Regions from separate parts of the Homo sapiens genome. Here all the other regions are linked to region 1. Evidence: chromatin contacts called from ENCODE Hi-C data. All regions are on one chromosome and are shown on one strand. Each heading gives the region's core, a stretch centred on a gene start or an enhancer-like site at or near the end of the contact. The rest is flanking DNA. Distances are from core to core; before and after follow the strand shown.

Region 1 (2,797 bases), core at 1-2,500:
GAGCACCAGCAGCAGTGCATAGCCCGCGCACAACACCAGCGCCTTCCTACGGAACACCTTCATTCCGAGAGGGGACGCGGGCCAGCGGCGTCCTGGGCGCCGGGGCCACTGCGGGAGCAGGGCACGCGGCGCGGCTGCAGGCGCAGCCTGGAGCAGCCGAGGGAGCGCGCCCGGGGGCAGAGCTCGCTGCGGGCTGCGGCTCATCACAGGCACAATCCGGGCCGGCGGCGCGGCGGAGGCAGCCCTGCAGCCCGGGAAGGGGACGCAGCGGGCTGGCTGCTGGCGCCGGGACTCGGGCCGCGACTCCGAGGCGGGCGCGGCGGCTGGTCCCCAGCGCCCAAGGCTGGCTCTCCCATGGCAGCGGCTCCGGGTAGGACCTGCGAGGGGAAGCGGAGTGAGCGGATGCGCCCCAATCTCCCTCCCAGCCTCCTCCTCCTAAGTAACGCCCACCCTCGGTTCTGCCCGGTTCCTCCGCTCACCTGGAGCCGAGGGCGCGCCCGGGAGCGGCCCCGGATCACCGCCCGGCGGACTGTCCGGCTGTCACTCGTTCCTCGATTTCGCTCCCTCTCGCTTCCGCTGGGGGTCCCCGCACCTTCGAGGGGTCTGGGGAGTCGGCCGACTTATCCCTGGGCAGTTTCCGGGCAGCGGGCGCCCTGCGGCTCGGGAAGAAAAACTTTCACGCGGCCCAGAGCCCCGCTCCGCGCTCCGCCGAACCCGGCGCCTCCCGGCTCCAGCGACGTCTCCTCCGCTTTCTCGGGACCGCAGCTTCCTGTCTCGCTCAGGGGAACGAAGCCGGCTGGGGGCGATGGCTGGGGGCGGCTTATATGGGACTCAGCTCCCGGCATAGCGGCGCAGCCCCTCTCGCTTTCGGCCTCCGTGCGGCGAATTTTCCCACCTCTCTGGCAGCGGTGGATGGGGCACAGCGCGACCCCGCAGCGGCGGCGGCGGCTGCTTCCATCACCGGGAGGATGCCCGGGCGGACAGCGCAGGCAACCCCCGCCGCTCCGCAGCCTCCGACTGGACCAAAGGACCCCGAACACACAGCTCTAGGCAAGGAAACCCAGGTGTGCAGCACTGCCCGACCCGACCCAACCCGCCCCCGGTACCAGCGCTTCTGGCCAACGAGGTATTTAAGCAAAGAAAGACCCCGCCGCAGCCGCCGCCGCCGCGCGAAAGCGGCGCCCAGGAGGATGCTGCTACCCGACTCCCCTTACGCCGGGCGCCCGCAACGCGCTCGGACCAGCCTCTGCGCGGCTCCTGCCAGCCGGCGCCCGGTTGGTGCGCGCCGCCGTCTGTCGCCGCGGCTCCTCCCCTCCGCCGCGCAGCCCTCCCCCTTCGCCGGCCCCGCCCCCGCCCCCAACGCCGAGCCGGCTCCCACCGTCGCTGCGCCTCGGGGGCTGGAGACGCGACCCGCTTTACCGCGACGCGCGGGGGCTGCAGTCCACGGGTCCGAAGGCTTAGCTCTGCGCGCAAAGCGCCGGGATGCGAACGCGGGATCTGGAGCTCGTCGGTGCCGAGAGCTGCCAGAGAGTTGGATTCTGCGTGCAGCTGCCGGACTCGGCCCCATGTTTTTGCTCTCAGAAAGAGTTGGTGATGAAGTTTGGGCAGAAATCCCCTGTCGGCCGTCCGCTCCACGCTTCCCTCGGGGCCGACACTGCCAACCTCTCCGGGCACTGAGGACACCTCTGCGCCCTGGAGCGGTGGGAGGACGCGGAGCGCCGTTCTCTGGCTTCCGACACCCTGCCCGCCCTCTCTAGTGGGTCTGTGGCTGCGCCCTCTCGAAGGAAGTAATAAATCTTTCTGACCTTGGGGGTCAGAGGAGACGCTTCAGTTTTCCGGAGGGGTGTGCGGGCGGGACCGTCTTTCCGCTTTACTGGACCTCTGGCCGGGGCTGCTCTTGTTTCATTGTGCCCCACATGCGGAGCCCCGATGCTCTCCGCATTTCCGCTCGCGGTGCTGCGTCCACTGTGATTGACGTCCTCTGGAATTGGGGTGATGGGGGAGGGGAACGCCCCGTTCTAATTTGCAGAAAAATACTTGTCCCGCTTCTTGGTTTTGTAGATGAGATCAAAGAACTTGACCCCAAAGGAAACACCGTTGTTGAAAGAAAATCATTTTTCAGTTGCTTTAGGTTTAAGTACTTTTGTTTAAGGTTATGAGGAAAAGCGTCTCTCTCTCCCCCCAACTCCCTCCCTCCCCAAGAACACTAAGCTGTAGCCTCAACTTCATCTGTAGAATGGGGACAGTTGTAACAGCCTCCGGAGACTGAACGGTGGTTGAGTATCAGAGCGCGCACACGAAAGGTTAGACCTGAGTTCAGGCCTCCAAGTGCCGAAAAGGGAATCTCCGTGGGGCCTGAGGCTCAGCACCCTCGGATAAACAGAGCTCTCGCTGATCCGGAGTTTTGTTGCCTCCTGTCCCAGTAGAGTTTTTAGAAGTTACTGCACAATTATCTTTGTAGCGTTTCGGGCAGACTTTTCAGAGGACCGTTCTAACATTAAAATATTGCTGTTTGCGCCATTATTCTTCCATGAGTCTTACAGAATCCCCTGAGTACAAAGACTTGAAAAGTGACTTAACTCGCTTTCCACGGGTTTTTAACTCTCTTACGGATTTAGTTTCAGGGGAGAAAAATGTTCAAAAAACTTATTTATCCTTGTTTTCCAGAAAAACCCATAATGTCACGAGTACAGTTCAGCTTATTTTTTCTCCTGGGGAGGGGGATTGGGACAAGGACAGCAGAGCTCAAATTTTATATCCAGCTTTCTCAAATAATATGGCATTGCCTCTGGAAGTG
Region 2 (2,797 bases), core at 135-2,634, 890 kb after region 1:
GCAGTGGAGAGGTGGGTGGCGCAGGTGGAACCACCTCCCCACTACTTGCAGATCAGGACCCTCCCCGGGAAAGCTCCAGGCCCAGGAACCTAAGCCGCAAGAATCTCGAAATTTCCACAGGACACCTTGTTCCTTTTGGCCAAGTGTCTGGATGAGCCCATCCCCTTGGGCAGCAACAAAAGGTAAAGGGTCTCTGTGAGGCTTTCAGATTCCAAAAAAAAGCAACCGCTGGAGTGGAGTGTGATGGTCAAAGCAGCCACCTTAAGCTTTCTCCTTTCTTTCCCACTAGAGGGCTGAGAAAAGTCTTCTTCCTTGCGTTGTATTTCATTTGGCAAATATTTACCGCTTTGTATTGTGTGCAAACTTTACCAGGTTTTCTGGGAAGAGAAGTCGTGGGGAGCTCTCAGTTTGTTAATAAATATTAATACTTTTGGCCAAATTTTGAATTTTTTATGTCACTTGTTTTATTTCATTTTTGAAAAACAGCACTTTATTTCATTTAACTCTAGCATATTCAATGGCTGTGCATTTAATAATACTGAAATAAAGTCGCACCCAAAATGTTAGCAAAAAAATGGAAACTATATATGGTAGTGACCTCTACAAATGTTTTAAGCTTGAAAAATTCTGCACGAACGCAGACACAGGTTAGTCTGCCAAAGTTACTCAGATAAAAATTTCTCCAACCCTCAAGTCATAATCATAGTTGAGAAATGAATAAATGTGCCTTATGGCACCTCCAAACTTTTTGAGATTTTTATATAAACTAGCCTATACTTCTCTCCTTACGATTAGCATATGGGGTAGCTATTTTTCTTTAACAGAGATTCTTCAAATGTAGCTAGGGTTAAGAGAAACGCTGGCGCTGCCTCTCAGGAAGCTGGAGAAGCAAAAGAAAAAATTAAGAGTTAAGGGCCGCCGGGCTCGGTGGCTCACGCCTGCAATCGCAGCAATTTGGGAAGCCGAGGCGAGCGGATCACGAGATCAGGAGATCGAGACCAGCCTGATCAACATGGTGAAACCCCTTCTCTACTAAAAATACAAAAATAGCCGGGCGTGGTGGAGCGCGCCTGTAATCCCAGCTACTCGGGAGGCTGAGGCAAGAGAATCGCTTGAACCCGGGAGGCGGAGGTTGCAGTGAGCCGAGATCGCGCCACCGCACTCCAGCCGGGGCGACAGAGTGAGACTCCGTCTCAAAAAGAAAAAAAACAAGAGTTAAGGGCCAAGTCAATCCAACCGCGGCCGGCGACTGGAGGCTGAGCATGGCTGGCGATCTGGGGCTGCAGATCACGGCGCAAACCCGCTCACCTCCACCCCTCCCGCGCGGCCGCCGGCGCGCGCCCGTGGCGTCACGGCGTCGGGGTGGAGCCGGCGGCAGGGGCCAGGCCTCTCTAGGCTCTCCGGCTGAGCCGGGTTGGGGCCCGGGTTGGGCCGCCCGGGGACTCTGGAGCATTGGGATTTGTAGCGCGCCCTCTGGGTAGGCGGCTGTAGCGGAGAGGCGTGCGGGATCGGGATGTCGGGGCTGCTCACGGACCCGGAGCAGAGAGCGCAGGAGCCGCGGTACCCCGGCTTCGTGCTGGGGCTGGATGTGGGCAGTTCTGTGATCCGCTGCCACGTCTATGACCGGGCGGCGCGGGTCTGCGGCTCCAGCGTGCAGAAGGTGACTTGGGGGCGGGCGTGGGGCGCGGGTCTGACTGGGTTTCGCTGAGTCCCGGGGTCCGGCCTCGGGAGGCGAGCGGGCAGGCCCCACCTACCGCCCTGGACGCGGCCACCTGCAGCACCCGCGGGCCCTGGGGCCAGAACGGCGCGCCCAGACCGGCTGAGTCTTCGCGTTCCCTCCCTCGTCTGGGCTGAATCCCGCGCGCCCTTCCTGTCCAGGCTGAGGGTGCCAGGGGCCCGGTGTATGACCTGGGCCGCTCGCTTGCCTCTTGCCACCTGGGGAGCCACCTGTCCGGCCTTACCTGGATGGGACTGAGGTGACTCGCCGGACGGGACTGGGCAGGCTGTGCACATCCAGCCAGAGGGTGGTTTGTGAGTTGCTTGGTTCTTCCTGCACTTCCCTGATAGATCTCCCACCACATCTTTATTTACATTTTAATTTTTCAAAACTTTTTTTCTTTTTTCTTTATTATAGCCTTTGGACTTGTGCCTCAATAACTTTTCATATCTTTGTAGAATTTAAGTTTATTCTCTATTCTTCACTTGTCATCTTTATTAACTACTACTCCACAAAATGCTGGTTCCTTACGTGAGCAACTGATTGCCGTGGATATTAGAGGTATTGGGCAAGTTTTGAAGGCTGTGTGGTCATCAGTTTTCTATTTTCCATCTTTGAGAATTCATAAAATTCTTTATTTCCCCTCGTTTGAGAGACCTGCCAAATCATTGGTTGGTTGTTAGTAAAGCCTTGAATTGTTGATAATATTGGTCAGCAACCAACAAATTGATATCCTTCTGTTCTCATATTAATGAAGTGTTGATTTATACACAATTGTCAATGCACCAAAAATAATATTTATTTGTTATGGTGTTCTTATTGTTGTTCCTTTTTTTCTTTTGAGACAGGGTCTCACTTTGTCACCCAGGCTGGAGTGCAGTGCTGTGATCTCGGCTCACTGCAGCTTTGACCTCCTGGGCTCAAGTGATCCTTCCACCTCAGCCCCCCAAGTAGCTGGGACTACAGGCAAGGGGCCACCATGCCTGGCTAAATTTGTTTGTATTTTTTAATAGAGATGGGATTTTGCCATGTTGCCCAGGCTGGTCTGGAAATTCCTGGGCTCAAATAATTCACCCGCCT
Region 3 (2,797 bases), core at 160-2,659, 540 kb after region 1:
GAGAGACAATAATATAGTATGTCCGGGTGTGGTGGCTCTCACCTCTAATTCTAGTACTTTGGAAGGCTGAGGTGGGAGGAGCGTGTGAGGCCAAGAGTTTGAGACCAGCCTGGGCAACATAGCAAGACCTTGTCTCTACAAAAAATAATTAGCCAGGCGTGGTGGCATGTCTGTAGTCCCAGCTACTCAGGAGGCTGAGGCAGGAGGATCAATTGAGCCCAGGCTGAGGTGAGAGGATCGCTTGAGCCTGGGAGATTGAGGCTGCAGTGAGCTATGATTGCAACATTCATTGCACTAGAACCTGAACAACAGAGTAAGACAATGTATCTAACAAAAAAAAGAGGGTGAGACAGAATGTGTATATATGTTAGTCTATATGAGGCTCTTTGGTGTTAATTTGGCAAACACCTGAAGGAAAAAGGGCAATGACAGAGTGGTGTTCAAGGCAGAGAGTACAGCAAATGCAAAGTTCTTGAGGCAAGAGCATATTTGGCTGTCATTCCATCACTTTTTTCTTTAAGATACTGTATCGGTTAACTATCCTCATGTACCAAAGAACAAATGTAAACATACTGCATGACTTTGAGTGATTAACTACATAACTTTGACATGTCAACAATCTCTTATGGTGGTCATCTTTCCAATAAATTGAGTTGAGCTAGAAAATGTGTATTGCCAAAATCCATTGATTTACTTTAAAAATTAAATCACAGGTTGCGGATGCCCGTAATGGTGGCATTTCCACACACAGTACTGTTGCTGATTTGATGAGACACAAATATATTCCAACCCCATTTTCAAATATTAAAAGTTGGTAGGGTCCTCAACGAAACCTAACAGTGACTTCAAGTTGAAAAAAAATGCTTAAAAGGAAAAAAACAGGGAGAGCCCACCTTTTGGCCTGTATCTCTCAGAAAGAGGGACAAGAGCGGTGGGAACGTGAGGAACTTTTAAAATGTGAGAGCGTTACTCTGGGGAAACCTGGAGTTTACTCTTGGCCTTTACTCGCTGGACTGTCATAGTTCTCACATTTGTGAAGCGAGTCTGGGCTGGCGGCCCTCAAGCCCTATCCTCCCCCGATGCGGAAGTCTTGCTTCTCTGTGCCTCCCAGGCTTGAGAACAGCAGAGTCTGGCCGCTCAAAACGAAAGCTTCACGAACGTCGCTCGCTCGGTGCTGAGAAAGAAGCCTGACGCGACCCGGGAAACTTGACCGACGCACGCCCGCCCGCTTGCCCCGCCCCCTAACGGCTTCCCGGCTTCCCCCGGGTCCTATGCAGAAAAGACGCTGGGCCTGGCAAGCGGGGCCAGTAGCGGCTTCCGGGAGGAGTTTTGGCCTCCACACGGCTCCGTCGGGCGCCGCGCTCTTCCGGCAGCGGTAGCTTTGGAGACGCCGGGAACCCGCGTTGGCGTGGTTGACTAGTGCCTCGCAGCCTCAGCATGGGGGAACATGGCCTGGAGCTGGCTTCCATGATCCCCGCCCTGCGGGAGCTGGGCAGGTAGGGCTAGGCCCAGCCTGGGTCCTGCATCCTCCTCCGCTGATTCCGGCTTGGGTTTCACGTGCTCTCCCCTCCCCTGCTGCGCTATGGCTGGGATCCCCTAAGCCCCCGCTGCGGCCCTTGTGGAGATGCTCCGTGGCTGATTTGGGCGCTTCTCCCTCAGAGTGCCCGTTGATAGCACATGGGGCAGTCGCCACAAACCTGCGGGAAGCCGGTCCGTGGGGGAGAGAGGCGTCTGCCGGCCCTGGTTTACCACTCACCCCGATCGAGAGTTTGCTTCCTGCAGCTGGAGGAAGAGTCCCTGCTGATCGCTTTCTGGTCACTTTTCTACACTCATTTTCTTCTCGAAAATCTTTTTCCTTAGACGAGGGACTTGACCCATCAGTTTCTGTTCTTTGTGATCACTCGTGGAGGAATTGGTTTTTAGCCTTACATTTTGTCCCCAAACTGCCCTTGAAAGAAAATCACCGCTTCTCATTTTCTGCAAGTGACATCACTTGCTGGAAAAGGCAGTTTTTTTCTTTGAAGTGAAGTCATAGTACATACTGAAGATGTGACCTCCCTCGTATTGATCGTCCAGTTCCCGATCCGTTATTTTAGTCAGAAATTGGAGAGATAGACCCCTGGGTCCACAAAATCTCAGCGTGCACAGAGTGTTGCCAAAATTTGGAGACAATTTAATATTTCATTTGCAAATGCATGTTGTCTGTAAACCTCATGAAAACCAGTATCTTACCACAAGGAGGGAGAGGTGTTGATGGCTCTCACACCTCTTCAATACACAGGCAGGCTTCCCTGAACCAGGCCTAAAGACTCGGTAGAGCTTGTTTTGCTTTGTTTGTTTTAATTCTACACTACTGCGAACAAGAAATAAATAAGCTTGTGCTGCTACCGCAGTTAAATTATCATTTGGAATAACTGCTTCCCAATTTCTTAAACTGTTTGAAAACTTTCCACACAAAGTCAAAGCTGACATTAAGCCAATGGGATAGCTACTTCTCTTTCTTTTTGCAGCGCAGTTGTGTTCATTTCCACTGGTTGGCCATCCAAATAATCTAGTCTCAATATATGAATAAAAGGATAAATGAAGGGACCATTCTTGTCGTAACTGCATCACTATTTTTGAGTGTGTGAATTTTTTCCACTTATCTGTGGCAAGTATACTTTGTGTTTAGTTTATAAAATAACCTCTACCTCTCTAAAAGAAGAGGAAGAAAAGTGATCATTGTAGGAAGTTGGTTTACAAATTTCATCTTTCAGGCTCATTGTGAAGCTGAGTATATTTTTGCCACTTTGCTTTA

Evidence for each region. A loop is a pair of places that touch in the nucleus more often than their neighbours do. Pooled maps may share reads with other maps.
Region 2: a loop to region 1 is called in a map of CD8-positive, alpha-beta T cell, with 7 times the contacts of the local background. The contact joins the promoter of GK5 here to the promoter of CHST2 in region 1. A Hi-C loop is called at or near these places in 2 of 168 maps with a recorded cell type or tissue (CD8-positive, alpha-beta T cell and naive thymus-derived CD4-positive, alpha-beta T cell) and 5 of 50 pooled maps.
Region 3: a loop to region 1 is called in a map of B cell, with 7 times the contacts of the local background. The contact joins the promoter of ATR here to the promoter of CHST2 in region 1. A Hi-C loop is called at or near these places in 3 of 168 maps with a recorded cell type or tissue (B cell, CD8-positive, alpha-beta T cell and naive thymus-derived CD4-positive, alpha-beta T cell) and 10 of 50 pooled maps.

What each region holds. Positions count from the first base shown.
Region 1 is chr3:143,118,224-143,121,020 of GRCh38, reverse strand. It overlaps CHST2 (carbohydrate sulfotransferase 2), which reads right to left and starts at 1,250. Exons shown (of 2, transcript NM_004267.5): 1 at 480-1,250; 2 at 1-377. The coding sequence starts at 204. RefSeq lists silencers at 1-67, 128-327, 388-467, 518-567, 598-647 and 1 more and enhancers at 1-534, 858-907, 1,193-1,692, 1,888-2,017, 1,693-2,194.
Region 2 is chr3:142,224,172-142,226,968 of GRCh38, reverse strand. It overlaps GK5 (glycerol kinase 5), which reads left to right and starts at 1,384. Exons shown (of 16, transcript NM_001039547.3): 1 at 1,384-1,660. The coding sequence starts at 1,514. RefSeq lists silencers at 1,201-1,440, 1,631-1,850.
Region 3 is chr3:142,577,345-142,580,141 of GRCh38, reverse strand. It overlaps ATR (ATR checkpoint kinase), which reads left to right and starts at 1,409. Exons shown (of 47, transcript NM_001184.4): 1 at 1,409-1,496. The coding sequence starts at 1,438. RefSeq lists enhancers at 1,059-1,158, 1,459-1,618.